Regions from separate parts of the Mus musculus genome. Here region 2 is linked to region 1. The links are chromatin loops, found by intact Hi-C in ENCODE. Cell type or tissue: heart. All regions are shown on one strand. Each heading gives the region's core, and the rest is flanking DNA. Links, peaks and the distances in the headings are about the cores only.

Region 1 (7,584 bases), core at 1,562-6,561:
GTAGCGCTAAAGGCACACTGTGGATCTGCCCTATGGTTTTACTCAAGCACTTCTTCTCTTCCAGCCATTTGTGTTTCTCCCTCTGTAAGTCATCTCTTCCTACCTTTTGCCTGGTTGGAGATGGTCTCTTACAGATCCTAGAACCACTCTATATTATAAAAGTGAATTCCCATATATGATACTAGTGGCACCTATGTTTAGTCGCTGTGTAACCTCTTGTGATACATGTTATATGCCCAATAAGACAAATGCTGTTCTGTAGGTTTCCCCTGCCTCCTGACGGCAAAAAATCCAGAGCCCTTCACGGTTCTCATGGTTTTCAACTTTGGACTCTGCTGAACAATCTCTTTCAACTATATGCGGTCTGTACTAAGACTCGCCTTCTCTGTAGGGTCTCTGGTTTCCCGGAAATTCCTGGGACCGTGTTCTCAGGAAAGGCTATCTGCTTATCCTCATTCAGCAGAGGCCAGGAGAAGCCCAGCTGGATCTCACTGGGCTCTACCCCTGTACCATCAGTGGGATGTGCAGGCAAGGATTTTACACACATCCAGGGGGTGTGCAGGCAAGGATTTTACACACATCCAGGGGGTGTGCAGGCAAGGATTTTACACACATCCAGGGGGTGTGCAGGCAAGGATTTTACACACATCCAGGGGGTGTGCAGGCAAGGATTTTACACGCATCCACAGGGTGTGTGCAGGCAAGGATTTTACACACATCCAGGGGGTGTGCAGGCAAGGATTTTACACACATCCAGGGGGTGTGCAGGCAAGGATTTTACACGCATCCACAGGGTGTGTGCAGGCAAGGATTTTACACACATCCAGGGGGTGTGCAGGCAAGGATTTTACACACATCCAGGGGGTGTGCAGGCAAGGATTTTACACACATCCAGGGGGTGTGCAGGCAAGGATTTTACACACATCCAGGGGGTGTGCAGGCAAGGATTTTACACACATCCAGGGGGTGTGCAGGCAAGGATTTTACACGCATCCACAGGGTGTGTGCAGGCAAGGATTTTACACACATCCAGGGGGTGTGCAGGCAAGGATTTTACACACATCCAGGGGGTGTGCAGGCAAGGATTTTACACACATCCAGGGGGTGTGCAGGCAAGGATTTTACACACATCCAGGGGGTGTGCAGGCAAGGATTTTACACACATCCAGGGGGTGTGCAGGCAAGGATTTTACACACATCCAGGGGGTGTGCAGGCAAGGATTTTACACGCATCCACAGGGTGTGTGCAGGCAAGGATTTTACACACATCCAGGGGGTGTGCAGGCAAGGATTTTACACACATCCAGGGGGTGTGCAGGCAAGGATTTTACACGCATCCACAGGGTGTGTGCAGGCAAGGATTTTACACACATCCAGGGGGTGTGCAGGCAAGGATTTTACACACATCCAGGGGGTGTGCAGGCAAGGATTTTACACACATCCAGGGGGTGTGCAGGCAAGGATTTTACACACATCCAGGGGGTGTGCAGGCAAGGATTTTACACACATCCAGGGGGTGTGCAGGCAAGGATTTTACACACATCCAGGGGGTGTGCAGGCAAGGATTTTACACGCATCCACAGGGTGTGTGCAGGCAAGGATTTTACACACATCCAGGGGGTGTGCAGGCAAGGATTTTACACACATCCAGGGGGTGTGCAGGCAAGGATTTTACACGCATCCAGGGGGTGTGCAGGCAAGGATTTTACACGCATCCAGGGGGTGTGCACGCAAGGATTTTACACACATCCAGGGGGTGTGCAGGCAAGGATTTTACACACATCCAGGGGGTGTGCAGGCAAGGATTTTACACGCATCCAGGGGGTGTGCAGGCAAGGATTTTACACGCATCCACAGGGTGTGCAGGCAAGGATTTTACACGCATCCAGGGGGTGTGCAGGCAAGGATTTTACACGCATCCACAGGGTGTGCAGACAAAGTGCCTTAGACTGATCACTAGACTCTTTTTGCCATCAAGCTTAACAGTCTAAACACTGTCCCTCCCAACATAGCCCCTCACCCGGTCTTCTGCAATTCTCATAGTCCTGGTAGGTCTGAAATCATCCCCTGAGACTCAGCAGGTGCTGCCAGCTCTGTGGTGACAGTGACAGTGTTTTCCATTCCTCTCTTCCCTTGCAGCCCCACATCCGAGCTCTTAGCCTAAGAGCCACATCTCCACGCAACAATGCCTTTCTTGATCCTTAAACACTCTCCTGCTGCAGCCTTGCACATCCACGGTCCCTCTGCTCAGGACCTCCCAAGCACCAGCCCTCAGTCACTTCTCAGCAGAGAGTTCTAAAACAACTAAATTTCCCAGTGTGAATTGAGGAGCCCTGGCTCCAAGTGAGGTACCACGGAAGAAGACATTTTCTTCAAAGGTGGGTACGTGCCTCAGAGAAAAGCATGCCCGGGACCTCATAAAATCAGGAGCATTGGCCAATACCTGTGCTCCCAGCACTCCAGAGATGGCGGGAGGAAAGTTCAAAGTTTAAGGTCATCCTCAGCTACATATGGAGTTCTGGGTCATCCTGAGCTACATGAGACTGTCAACAACAAAAAAGCAAACCATGTTCTCTGTCCACTTAATGGAGCTATTTACTACATATATGTAAATGATACGTAACCACCTTTTATTTGTTCCTTTGGTCGTAGCCAATCAGTGTTTGGGAAACACATTTTCTGCTGTTTAATCAGTGTGGACTTAACTATAGGCATTTTCTTTCATTCCAGGCTCCCCGTTTCCTCTGCTTCAGGACCCTTCTGCTTTTGCTGCACTGTTGCAGCAATTAAACCCCTCCCTTAGAGGACCCAGTGGCAAAGGCCATCTCCAACATTCTGCCCCATGCTCTAGTTCCAGGGGAGTCCAGCAGTTCCCACCTCCAGCGGAAACCCTAGTAGAAAGGGTATCTTAACATTGGCACTTGAGACAGGCCCCCCATCTCTCATCACACTCCCCTCTCATTCTGCTTCCAGGGCCCCTTGGAGAAATAGGCTCCAGCCAGTGTCACACTGCAAAGCCCTCTGATACTCTAAGAAATCCTGGCAAGCTAGTAACTGGGGGTGCTGGTGGGGTTCCAAGGCTCAACATCCCTTACATACTCAAACCTGTCTGGATGTCCCTCTGGGTTTTTGGAGGGGAGAGAGTGATGGGGAGGACACATCTGAGAACACAGGATAAGCTGAGTAGGCTGCTCCAGGGTGGAGGGAAGAGGGAGGGGAGAGGTGAGGTGCTGGAAGGGGTGGGGACAGAAGGGCTGGCCAGAGCAGGACGCTGCTGTTGCTGCTGCTGCTGCTCCTGCTGCTGCTGTTGTACAGGGGGCATTCGTTGTAGGGACAAGAGGACAGTTGGAACAGTTAGGACAGTGGGATAGGGTCTTCGCGTATCTTACTTCTCCATCTTCAGCCATGACAGAGAACTCAGACAAAGTTCCTATCACCATGGTAGGGCCTGAGGACGTTGAGTTTTGCAGTCCCCCGGTGAGTACCTCCTGGGTCCCCAGGACTGCTGTGGAGTAAGTCCAGACACAGAGACCCCGGCTTCCTGTGGGTGCCAGGTCCACTTCTGGGATCAGGGATTTGGGCCTTTGGATGTGTGGTGATGAGGGAATCAAATGAGAATGTCCAGTGTGGGGGGAGAGTGTCAGGGTACAGAGGATCCACCACAGGCGTGGAGCAGAGGGTGCAGTACTAGGGGGCCGGCCTAGGGAAGAGTCTGCTATGGTACTTCCATGTCTGAGGACAAGGGACACTCGCAAGGCAACCTCTGAGTGTTCTTGGGGCCAAGGTTTCCTACTCCAGTCCTCGCGGTTCCCCCGGGACAGGATGCAGGGATCGCGAGTGTGGGTGGCACGGCAACCAGTCCATCTCCTGCCCCGCAGGCGTACACCACCGTCACCGTGAAGCCCTCCGGGAGCCCAACACGGCTGCTCAAGGTAGGAGCTGTGGTCCTCATTTCTGGCGCGGTACTGCTGCTCTTCGGGGCCATCGGGGCCTTCTACTTCTGGAAGGGGAATGACAATCACGTAAGTTCAACGAGTGACTCCCCAGTTGGGATGCAAGGGCCGCCAGGTGCGCAGGGTGGCCGAACCCCTAGGTGGAGCCAGAGCGCTGCTCGGCCAGCGGGCACAGCCTGCTGCTCCCTTTGGTCCCCTTGGTTCTCTTGGACACCTCCCTTCTCAGGTCTAGCCTAAAGTGGGTACAGGGTACAGGGTAGGCAAGCTCAGGGTTCCTAGGCTGAAAACAGAAACGGGGACTGTTCGAGAACGCCCTGGACACTGTGGGAAAAGCCATTTTCTGCCATCCCAGCCTAACGCAGCTTACCAAGCAGTTGTGAGGCAGTGGGTAGGGCACGTGACCTCTCTGAGCTTCTTCTCCAGAAAGAAAGAAATGAAAGTAAATGATCCTTGATGCCTGTCCCAGCTGAGGAAAGCCATAAATTTAAATAGGACAAAGGGTAGAAAGAATATTCAATCCTACAGCTGAGGGAAACTCTTTTAACAAGAAAGTTCTCCTGTTTGTGACCTATTTATTCATTCTCCCTATTCTGTGTTAAAACAAAAAGTCAGACTTCCTTAGAGGTAACAAATCTCTTTTAAGAATCAGTGTGCTCACCTGTGATTTAATGGCAACAGTCTCACTAACGACTCTCCTCCCTTTATGTGCTCATTGAGATTAAGGCTGGATAGACTCTCTCAAGGAGTATAAAAAGCGTTTCTGTCTGAACTGGGCAGAGTTCCAATGCGTTCTCTAAATACCTGAGTGTGTCCACCTATGTAAAAGGGGACATTTTATCTTGATGACCATTGCCATACCGGGTATAAGCTTATTCCAGCTAATGGAAAAGAATTCCATCTCCAGGGAGCACACAAAGGGCTCTTTCTTAATCACTGTCCTCCAAGGTTCGCTGACTGCCTCTTTTCCTCCTCTCCCACCATGAAATTCAAGGCATGAACAAATTCCAGTACTTAGAGAAAATGGTGCTGAAAGCAATTCAACCATTTTACACAACACATCTTCTGCAGTCACTGCATAATTTGTATTTTTAACTCAAAAGCCTCATGTAGATAAGCAAGCCATTTAGCACAGAGTCTGTTTTAGAGACTATATCAAATTTACAAGCATCAATTTGTAAGATCGGAATTGCGCTGTATTTTGTGTGGATTTGAAAAGTGCCTTAATGTATTTGTATTTTAAATATAGACACTGGTGGATGCTCATATGTGAAAGCACAGAATTTGAACATGAGAGTGATTTTAAATGTCTATGTCTCCATTAGTAGCAGGCTTGAGATTGTCACCCTTGGGGAAATTTGATGGTGTTAGAGTACAAATACTATCTTTTAGACAACAAAATCTCGATGATGAAAGTAATTTAAAGACAAAAAATAGCTTTGATTTTTAAGGGTTTTTTGTTTTGTTTTTGTAAATATTTTGGCCATGAAAGCAATACCATTTGGCATTTAATTAAAGACAAACATGGCTAGCTGACAAGCTTCTTAGAATAAGCCATCACCCTGAAGAAGTGGGCTCCCACTTCTCATATCTTTCATTTTCCTGCAAGATGTTTGGTTTAAAAGAGCAGTATTAAATTCTAAGAATATGGAGGAATAGTAAATCACATTTTATTGCTAACAATCAAAGTTATTGCTATTTCCTACTCAGACAGGAGAATGAAGAAAATCATGGCATTTTTGTTTTCTGGAAAAAAATTTGTCTAATGCTGTTCCATATTATTTAAGTCTGGCAAACAAATCACAGAATTTGAAGTAGAATGCATTTGGCAGTATCTATGCTATGCACATGCATGGATCTGCTGTCTTTGAATATAACTTAAATCACCCAAAGACAGCATAGTCAAAAAAGATAAGTATCTATCACACAGGAACGATCATCAAGCTAATGGACTCCCTGTTCTCTGGAGAGTTTCAGGCCTGGGCTCTCTGCATTAGTTTACAAAGACGCACCAGCTGTGAAGTTCTCACCTCTCCCTTTCATAGGGTTCAACCCCAAAGGACAGTTCTGCTCAAATTTAGCTGGAGGGTTACCAAGCACAGGGCACTAATCATGAGGGGATCGCTGACAGAGCTCAAATATTGAGGCCATTTTTCATCCACATTATTGTAAATGGAACAAGGCGTTGAGACATTGGAAATTCCCATCAGTGCCAGGCAACTGACAACTCTACCAGTTCAGTGAGGTGGGGAGACCATTGCTTGCGGCCTTTTTCTTAGATTAATTTTTCTAGACATTTTCCCAAACATTATGTAATTAATCTTATAGAACCGAGGCCTTATTAAAAACTCATTAGCAAATATCCTTGGCTGTAAAAGGCACCATATTGAGCAGAATTTTGGCAAATAATAAACTTCATTGTACTTGGTGAGAAATAGCCTGAGGTGCCAACATCTCCCTCTCTGGGCTTAGAGAAGATAATGTAATTGCCATTCCAGCAATTCAGCTTTCTGCCCTGCTCAGGGCCCAGAACTCTGGAAACTGCAGACTGCCTCCCACCCTCCCCCACTCCTACCCACCACTCCAAGAGGGCACAGGCTTTTCCTGCAACCACCAGCATGAGAGTGCCAGGCAGACTGTAGCTAGGGATCCTCTCCTGAGAAGAAAAGTGCAACTGTTGGAAAGTGAAATTCCGACTGGAAGGGTCAAAGCCAGCCTGGTACATAGTGTGATAAACTGTGATATGTATGGGGTGGGGGAATAAAGAGGAACCGGCCAACAAGAATTTCTAAATGGTTAGATTCTTAAGTGTTGCACTGCCTTAGTTTGCTGTCATCTGAGCGGTGAACTCACAGGCCAGGTTCCTCTAACAGTCACTGCTAACCCATGTGTACAATGGCTGCTCTGAGCTCCCAGGGCAGAACAGAGCCTGCTTTCTCAGCTGGCGTACAGAAAGGCCTGGTTTAGCCAAAACCAAAAAACAAAACTCCAGGCTTCTATAACTGGGCTGCTTCTGAGGGAGAAACTGGAACAGGCTGCTGGGCTCTGCTCCATCTCCGCTGAGTCTGAATCCTACGGGGTGGCCCCCCAGGCAGTGTGGCTTAGGGAACTGGAGGCTGCTGGGTTCCTGGAAGGAGGCAGGGAGGCAGGGATGGACATGCTGGAGTGGTACCGATATTTCTTAAAGGAAGCCGGCTGCCTGGAAGGAAGGGTAGGAGTGACAGAGCCATTCCCACATCTCTGATGATAAAATAGTGCTCTGTGAGTCTAGTACTAATGAGTTTTCTCCAAGTAACGATCCTGTAATAACGGCTGCGTTTTCTAGTGTTTATCCAGTAGTTGTAGTCACTCTTCATAATGAAGGAGGAAAATCAGACTTGAATAAAGTCACAGTTCTTTGCTGTGCTGAGTGGCTGACCTGGCATGAGTTAGAAATTTTGTCATCGGTTTTCAGTCTTTTCCCTTGGAAGACTTGCACATGTGTACTTGTGCGTGACCACGCATGCACTTTCTACGTTAGACAGACGATAGTTAGATAATGGATGATTAATGAAGACAGATAGCTACCTAAACTCCTAAAAAGAAGGAAAGAAGAGAAAGCCAGCAGCATGCTCGACTGGAGCAGTGTGTGAAT
Region 2 (7,584 bases), core at 966-5,965, 270 kb after region 1:
GGAGTATTCGTTTGACGGTGGAAAGAAGAAAAGGATGGAAGATTTTAGTAATGCTCTGGCTAAAATTTCCAGTTTAGGAGTAGCTGTGGAATGAGTAACTACCTAAACCTAGAAAGAGCAAGGCTTCAACATCACCCCCACAACCCGGTATTACTCGACATTTTAAAAGCAATTCTCGGTTTCTGGTGTGTTAAAAGTGACAGTAAACGGGCACCAGGCGTAGAATGTGAAAATCATGTTGTGTAAGTCAGTATTATGGATTCTATACGGAAGTAACACCAGTGGGCAGTAGGAATTTTTTTTAAAGCCCTCTTACGGCCAAGAAAGAATTGTGAATATCTAAGTAAAAGAAGAAAATTGACGTTCTCGTTTCTTACTGATAACTGAGCCTCCTGTGCACCGCAACATTTCAGCTCAAGGTACTGCAAGCATGATCAGTCCCAGGCTACTGCTTCCGGGTTACGGTTTGTTCCTGGCTCCTCCTCCACTTTGCAGAGAAATGGTCCTTAGGTGTCCGTAACGGTAAACAAGAATGAAATGACGAAGCGGGTAGGATACTGCTCTGGAAGGACCACGCGTGGAACGGATTTGGAGCTGACTCCTGGAAGCTGCGACGTCCAAAGTGGATCGCCCTCTCCTAGTGCCCTAACCAAGGAATCCTGGGAGTTGTAGTTTACCCTTCCCCAGGCTTTCTTGTTTCCCACCCTAAGACCCTTTACTCCATCTTTCTCCCTAAATTTAGGGTTTTCAGATACTTATAAACCTAGAAGCGAACCTTTTCCCTAATTTACACATCAAATTCTACAGTATGTGATAGGCGAAATCTCAAGAATTTCTTTACGTGTTACCAACCCTTGAAGCAGTAGTTTCTAAGTTACTGATTTGTTTTGTTTCAGAGTGCAGGAGGTTAAGGCTAGAGACTCATGCACGCTAAGACAAGAGCTCTATCATTGAGCTATATCCACAGACTTGGGGGTTTGTTTTTTAAATGGAACCTCCCTCCCCCCAATCATTAACAATTTTAGCGGGGCGTGGGGGCACACACCTTTAATCCCAGCACTTGGGAGGCAGAGGCAGGCGAATTTCAGAGTTCGAGGCCAGCCTGGTCTACAAAGTGAGTTCCAGGACAGCCAGGGCTATACAGAGAAACCCTGTCCCAAAAAAAAACAAACAAAAACAAACAAAACAAAACAAAACAAAAACCCAAACAAACAAAAACAATTTTAGGAGATTCTGAATTGTTAATTGTTACACTTTTAGCCAGTATTGTTTAAAACATTGACTGAAAAAAACTATAGGGGCTCGCGAAATGGCTCAGTGGTTAAGAGCGCCGACTGCTCTTCCGAAGGTCCGGAGTTCAAGTCCCAGCAACCACATGGTGGTTCACAACCATCCGTAAGGAAATCTGATGCCCTCTTCTGGAGTGTCTGAAGACGGCTACAGTGTACTTACATATAATAAATAAATAAAACTTTAAAAAGAAAAAAAAAAAGAACAATGACAAAGAGAGCTATAAATTTGTATTTAAAAAAAAATCATAACAGGACCCCAAAATAGATAACTATATCTATGAATTAGAATTTTTAAAGATAGTGTTGTTTACGTGTGTGTTTAGAGACACAAGACCCTATCTCAAAAACAAACACAAATAGGGAGGGGTGAGTAAAAATGGTGGAAAGAGAGAAAAAGATAGAAACCAACATACAACAAAATAATATTTAACATTTACTAGTATGCACTTCAAGGTAGTTACTTCTGCCTACTATATACTAGTCACTAGTTTGAATGCTTTAAACCTATTAGTTCATATAGTTCCATAATACTCTTTTTCTTTTTTCGAGACAGGGTTTCTCTGTGTAGCCCTGGCTGTCCTGGAACTCACTTTGTAGACCAGGCTGACCTCAAACGCAGAAATCTGCCTGTCCCTGCCTCCCAAGTGCTGGGATTAAAGGCATGTACCACCACGCCCGGCTCTATAATGATCTTAAAAACCCATTTGCAGAAGAGAAAACTAAAGCATAATGCATCTAAGGAGGCAAGCATGATGGCTCACACCTGAAATCCGACCACACAGGAGCTGAGATAGGAGGCTAGTGGCCATCTTGGGCTACAGAGTACCAGACCTACCTGGGCAATGGTGAGTTCCTGTCTCTAAAGACTCAAGCCCACTTGAATACATAAAAAACTTAAGAATTCCTGCCAGGAATTGTGAGGCAGGTCACATTTGAGAAGTAGAGGCAGGAGACTCAGAAGTCTATATAGTTAGCTTAAGGCCACTACAAAATGTGTCTCTCAAAAAAACAAAATTAGGGGCTGGAGACATGGCTCACATGTTGAGAGCACTTACTGGTCTTCCAGGGGACCTGAGTTCAGTTCCCAGGACCCGCAGTAGGTCGTTTACAACGGCATCTAAGCCCAGCTCCAGAGGATCCAATGTCTTGTGCCTCCATAAGCATCCATACACACATGCACACATCCACACAGACACACACACACAATTCAAAAATAATAAAAATATTAATTTTAGTGTGTTTGCACACTCAAATGGAAGTCAGAGAAAAACCTGTGAGAGTCAGTTAGAAAAATTGCCATACAAAACAGACATGTAAGCAGAAAGTAGCCACCTATAAGCTAACAGGCAAAACTCACCTTGTTGTTTAAGATGAGGACTTCCTGGTCTCCAAACCACGAGGAATTTGAACCACCAGCCTATGGTATTTTGTTATGAAAGCTTGACTAGACTGATGAATATGTAGAACAACTTTTTTTTTAAGATTTATTTATTAGATGTACCTACATTGTCACTGTCTTCAGACACTCCAAAAGAGGGCATCAGATCCCATTACAGATGTTTGTGAGCCACCATGTGGTTGCTGGGATTTGAACTCAGGACCTCTGGAAGAGCAGTCAGTGCTCTTAACCACTGAGCCATCTCTCCAGCCCTATGTAGAACATTTTTAAAATATAAATTAATCTTTATGTACTTTGTGCTATCTCTCAATATAAAAAGAATTCTGAAGCTAAGTTATATTTAGTTTTAAGTACGGTGCTTTATTTGCCAACATTTTAAACAAAGAAAACAATGTAGCATGTGCATGATAATTAATGCAGAAAGAGACTTTTTAAAAAAGATTTCTTTATTGTTATAAATAAGTACACTGTAGCTGTCTTCAGACACACCAGAAGAGGGTGTCAGATCTTATTATGGGTGGTTGTGAGCCATCATGTGGTTGCTGGGATTTGAACTCAGGACCTTTGGAAGAGCAGTCAGTGCTCTTACCCACTAAGCCATCTCGCCAGCCCCAGAAAGAGATCTTAACACAATGTAATTGAAAAGGCATATTTATTTAGTTGATATTTGAGATAGAGTCTCACGTAGCCCATGCTGTCCCTAAACTTGCTAGTATAGTCAAGAATGGCCTTGAACTTCTGTTCCTCCTGCATTTATCCACCAAAGATCTGGGTTTACAAACAAGCATCCCAACTCAGCTTGAAAGAGGATGTTTAAAGCTTAGCAAACCATTCTCTATCAACTATGTTGGGGCTGGAGGGATGGATCAGTACTTTTGAGCACTTGATGCTCTTACAGAAAATGGACTGCAGCCCTAGCACCTATATGATGCCTCACATCATCTATAACCCCAGTTCCAGGGAATCTGGTGCCCTCTTCTGTCTTCCATGGGCACTGCACATACTTTTTAAAAAATGTGTTAGGTTAGAGATGACTCAGAGGTTAAGAGCACTTCCAAAGGTCCTGAGTTCAATTTCTGGCAATCACATGGTGGCTCACAACCATCTGTAATAGGATCTGATACCCTCTTCTGGTATGTCTGAAGACAGCTGCAATGTACTCATATAAATAAAATAAATCTTTTTTTTTTTTAAATGTGTTACAAGGTGTGGTGGTACATGCCTTTTATCCCAGCACCTGGGAGGCAGAGGCAGGTGGATCTCAGTGAGTTTGAGGGCAGCCTAGTCTACAGAGTGAGTTCCAGGACAGCTAGGGCTATATGGAGAAACCCTGTCTCTAAAAACAAACAAACAAACAAAAACAAAAACAAAAATACCAAACCACTACCACCAATAACCACAACAAAACCCTCAAACAAACAAATAACCCAAAACTTCAAACAAAACAAAAAAGGAAATAATTTCTTCATAGTTGTCAAAGTTTCAGTTCCTGGACATCTTGCGTTGGGACCTTTGGCAAGGCAGAACACGGTGTTAAGTCTGTTTACCTTATAAGAACTGGGAAACAAAGTGGTGAGGGGAGGTGCCAGCATTCTAGTATCTCTCCTTCTAGAATATACCCCTCTGAGGGTGAGTCTATGTTGGGGAGGATGGATGCAGATAGGCAGGCACAGGGATGGAGCAGTAGCTGAGAGTTTACTTACATGTTGAGACAATAATTAGAGATGGAGTGGGAGCTAACTGGGAATGATGTGGTATTTTGAAACCTCAAAGCCTCTTCCCCTTACCCCCAGCGACAGTAACACACCTCCTCCAACAAGACCACATCTCCTAATCCTTCCCCAACAGTTCCATCAGCTGGGACCAAGCATTCCAATACGTGAGTTCACAGAAGTAGTTTCATTCAAACCACCACAGCCTTCAATCGCATGGTTATATGGGTTGTGGGAATAACAGCAAACTCCTAGATTTTACTGTGTCAGCTAGTTATATAAAAGAGGTATGTGGTTGTACTGTTATTTTACTTAATGCATGATTCTAAAGGAGGCACAGCCTGTCTAAAGTGCCAGGAAGGGATGTTTAGCTAGAAATCCCAGGTGCTTCCAATCAGAATTTGGCTTTCTTTCTGAGAAACACTGCATTTTGATTTGCATAGCACTTCTCTTTTAGCTTTGGCTTTGAAATGACTAAGCATTACATTCATATAACCCTGCTGTACAGCAGATCACAACGATGTTATAACTCCATTTCCTGTTGAAAGGTAGAAATAACTTTTGTTCCAGACAAAACAGGAAGGCAGTAATAAAATGACAGCTGCTGGCTCATTTAGGCTTTCTGTTTGTGCAGACATTATATCTGTTATACAGTCTAAGGTTTGGGCTTGGAATTGCCACAGCACAGATAGTGGAGGTTTTGTTTTGTTTTAAGATTTATTTATTTATTTTATGCATGTGAGTACACCACCATTGCTCTTTTCAGACACACCAGAAAGAGGGCACCAGACCCCAATACAGACATTTTTTTGTTTGTTTGTTTTTTTTTGAGACAGGGTTTCTCTGTATAGCTCTGGCTGTCCTGGAACTCACTTTGTAGACCAGGCTGGCCTCGAACTCAGAAATTCGCCTGCCTCTGCCTCCCAAGTGCTGGGATTAAAGGCATGTGTCACCACGCCCGGCTCATTACAGACATTTATGAGCCACCATGTGGTTGCTGGAATTTGAACTCAGGTCCCCTGGAAGAGGAGCCAGTGCTTTTAACCACTGAGCCATCTCTCCAGCCCTGTGGAGGTTTTTTATTTTGTTTTGTTTTGAATTCTTGCTCTCCTGTTTTACCCCACCATAGCCTAGACAACTAAGGTATGCGTATATATGTACATGTGTACAAGTGGGTGTACCTGTGTGTACATGTGTGTGGAGGTCAGAGAGCAACCTTAAGTGTAAATAAGTCAGGAGCTGTCCACCTTGGTTTTTGAGACAGGGTCTTTTACTAGGACAGAGCTCACCAGATAGCCTGGAGGATTTGTTCTCAACTTTCCAGACTGAAACTACAAGTGTGTGCCACCATGTATTTTTTTTTTCTTTTTAAAAAAGATTTATTTTATTTTTAATTGTAGTGTGTGTGGGGAGAGAGAGAGAGAGAGAGAGAGAGAGAGAGAGAGAGGAGAGAGGAGAGAGAGAGAGAATGCACAGAGGCTAGGAGTAATCATTAGGTCCTCTGGGTATAGAGGGGGTTGTCAAGTGCTGGGAACTCTGGAAGAGCTAGAATATTTGACTGAGTCTACTCTTCAGCACTGCTGGCTTCTTTTTCTTCTTTAAAAACAAACAAACAAACAAACAAACAAACAACCCAAACAAATGAACAAAAAAAAAACTCAAGAAACAAAAATGTTGTTTCAGGCCAAGCATCCGTGGCACATGCCTTTAATCCCAGCACTTGGGAGGCAGAGGCAGGCAGATCTCTAAAAGTTTGGGTCCAGCCTGGTCTACAGAGCAATTTTCAGGACAGCCAAGGCTAGACAGAGAAACCCTCTCTCAAGACAAAACAAAACAAAACAAAACAAAAGAAGATCAAACCCTCTCAAACATAGGGGACGGAGTGGGGGGCATAGGATGAAGTTCACCTGAAAGCAAACATTGCATCTGTCAATGTGGTGTCTTATGTAGAATTATTACCTATAGTTATCTCTGGCAAGTGATTGACACGGGCAACCCTATCTTGAGTCACCTTCCATGTTAGACAGTGGTGGCGCACGCCTTTGATCCCAGCTTTAGGGAGGCAGAGGTAGGCAGATTTCTGAGTTTGAGGTTAGCCTGGTCTACAGAGTGAGTTCCAGGACAGCGAAGGGTACACAGAGAAACCCTGTCTCTGAAAAACAAAACAAGCAAAAGGGTTCTGGAGAATGAACTTTATAGGATGTGCCATTTCCCGATTCCTGTAGCTTCTTCCGTCCCCTTAAAAAAAAAAAAAAAAAAAAGGCTCTCACTACATAGCCTAGCCTGGCTTTGAACTTGTAATCCTCTTGCCCTTGATTTTCCAGTACTATTACTACAGGCACGTGCAGAAATTAGGATTCAGAATTTATATGTTTATATACATATGTTTACACACACCTTTTAATACTACACCAACATCTGGTATGTGATCCTTCTTGTCACAGATGTCTATCTGTATGTTCTTGCGTGTTGTTAGTATGTTTCATTTTTTTGGAGAAGTCATCCCTGAAACATTCTAGGATTGTATCCTGTTTTTCCCATTATTGGGTAGTCTATGTGGTGAAAGAGGCAGTAGACTCGAGGATCAGTAGATCTGTAAAAATTCTGCAATTATTACTGAAAATGTTGGGTTCCCTCGCGGCTGAGACTTTTTTTTTTTTTTCTCCTTCCTATCCTTTGCCTAAAGGGGCTGTCTCGCCAGTTCCATCATTTCAAGGTCTGATCACTACTTTCATATGCAATGAAAAGATAAGGCTTCTTTTTTTGTTGTTGTTTTTTGTTTTTCGAAACAGGGTTTCTCTGTATAGCCCTGACTGTCCTGGAACTCACTCTGTAGACCAGGCTGGCCTCGAACTCAGAACTAGTGCTGGGATTAAAGGCGATTAAAGGCGTGCGCCACCACCGCCCGGTTTAAGGCTTCTTTTTAAGAGTCCTTTTAAAAACAGCAAGAAAAGGAAGGACAAATGGATTCTAAACCAAGAGTGTTCGTGGTATTAAGCAGGGTTTCCACTGCACAAAAGAATAAAAGTTAACTCGGAAAACAGTTTTACATCATCTAGGACAGAAGCCTAATAACCAGCGTGAGACGAACAGTCCAGAGATTAGGGCGAGTAAATGACTAGGCGCTTAAGACGTGACAGGAGCCACAGCCCTGCACCGACCCGGAGACCTCCCGGGTGAG

What was found. A loop is a pair of places that touch in the nucleus more often than their neighbours do. Peaks named below come from ENCODE experiments on the same cell type or tissue, not always from the same donor. Only the 100,000 strongest peaks of a DNase experiment are listed, where the experiment ranks them.
Region 2: a loop joins it to region 1, with 3 times the contacts of the local background. A loop is called at or near these places in 3 of 42 quality-filtered maps.

Annotation. Positions count from the first base shown.
Region 1 is chr14:79,657,833-79,665,416 of GRCm38, reverse strand. Cnmd (chondromodulin) reads left to right here and starts at 3,234. Exons shown (of 7, transcript NM_010701.3): 1 at 3,234-3,477; 2 at 3,879-4,022. The coding sequence starts at 3,406. Gm41218 (a long non-coding RNA gene) reads right to left here and starts at 2,484. Exons shown (of 5, transcript XR_874848.1): 1 at 2,444-2,484. In heart, for the core only: a CTCF peak has its summit at 4,090; a DNase peak (open chromatin) is centred at 4,066; H3K4me3 peaks cover 826 bases; H3K27ac peaks cover 654 bases; H3K27me3 peaks cover 1,340 bases.
Region 2 is chr14:79,390,830-79,398,413 of GRCm38, reverse strand. It overlaps Mtrf1 (mitochondrial translational release factor 1), which reads right to left and starts at 642. Exons shown (of 11, transcript NM_145960.4): 1 at 378-642. In heart, for the core only: a CTCF peak has its summit at 3,670 (motif pointing left); no DNase peak of the experiment used is centred there; H3K27ac peaks cover 62 bases.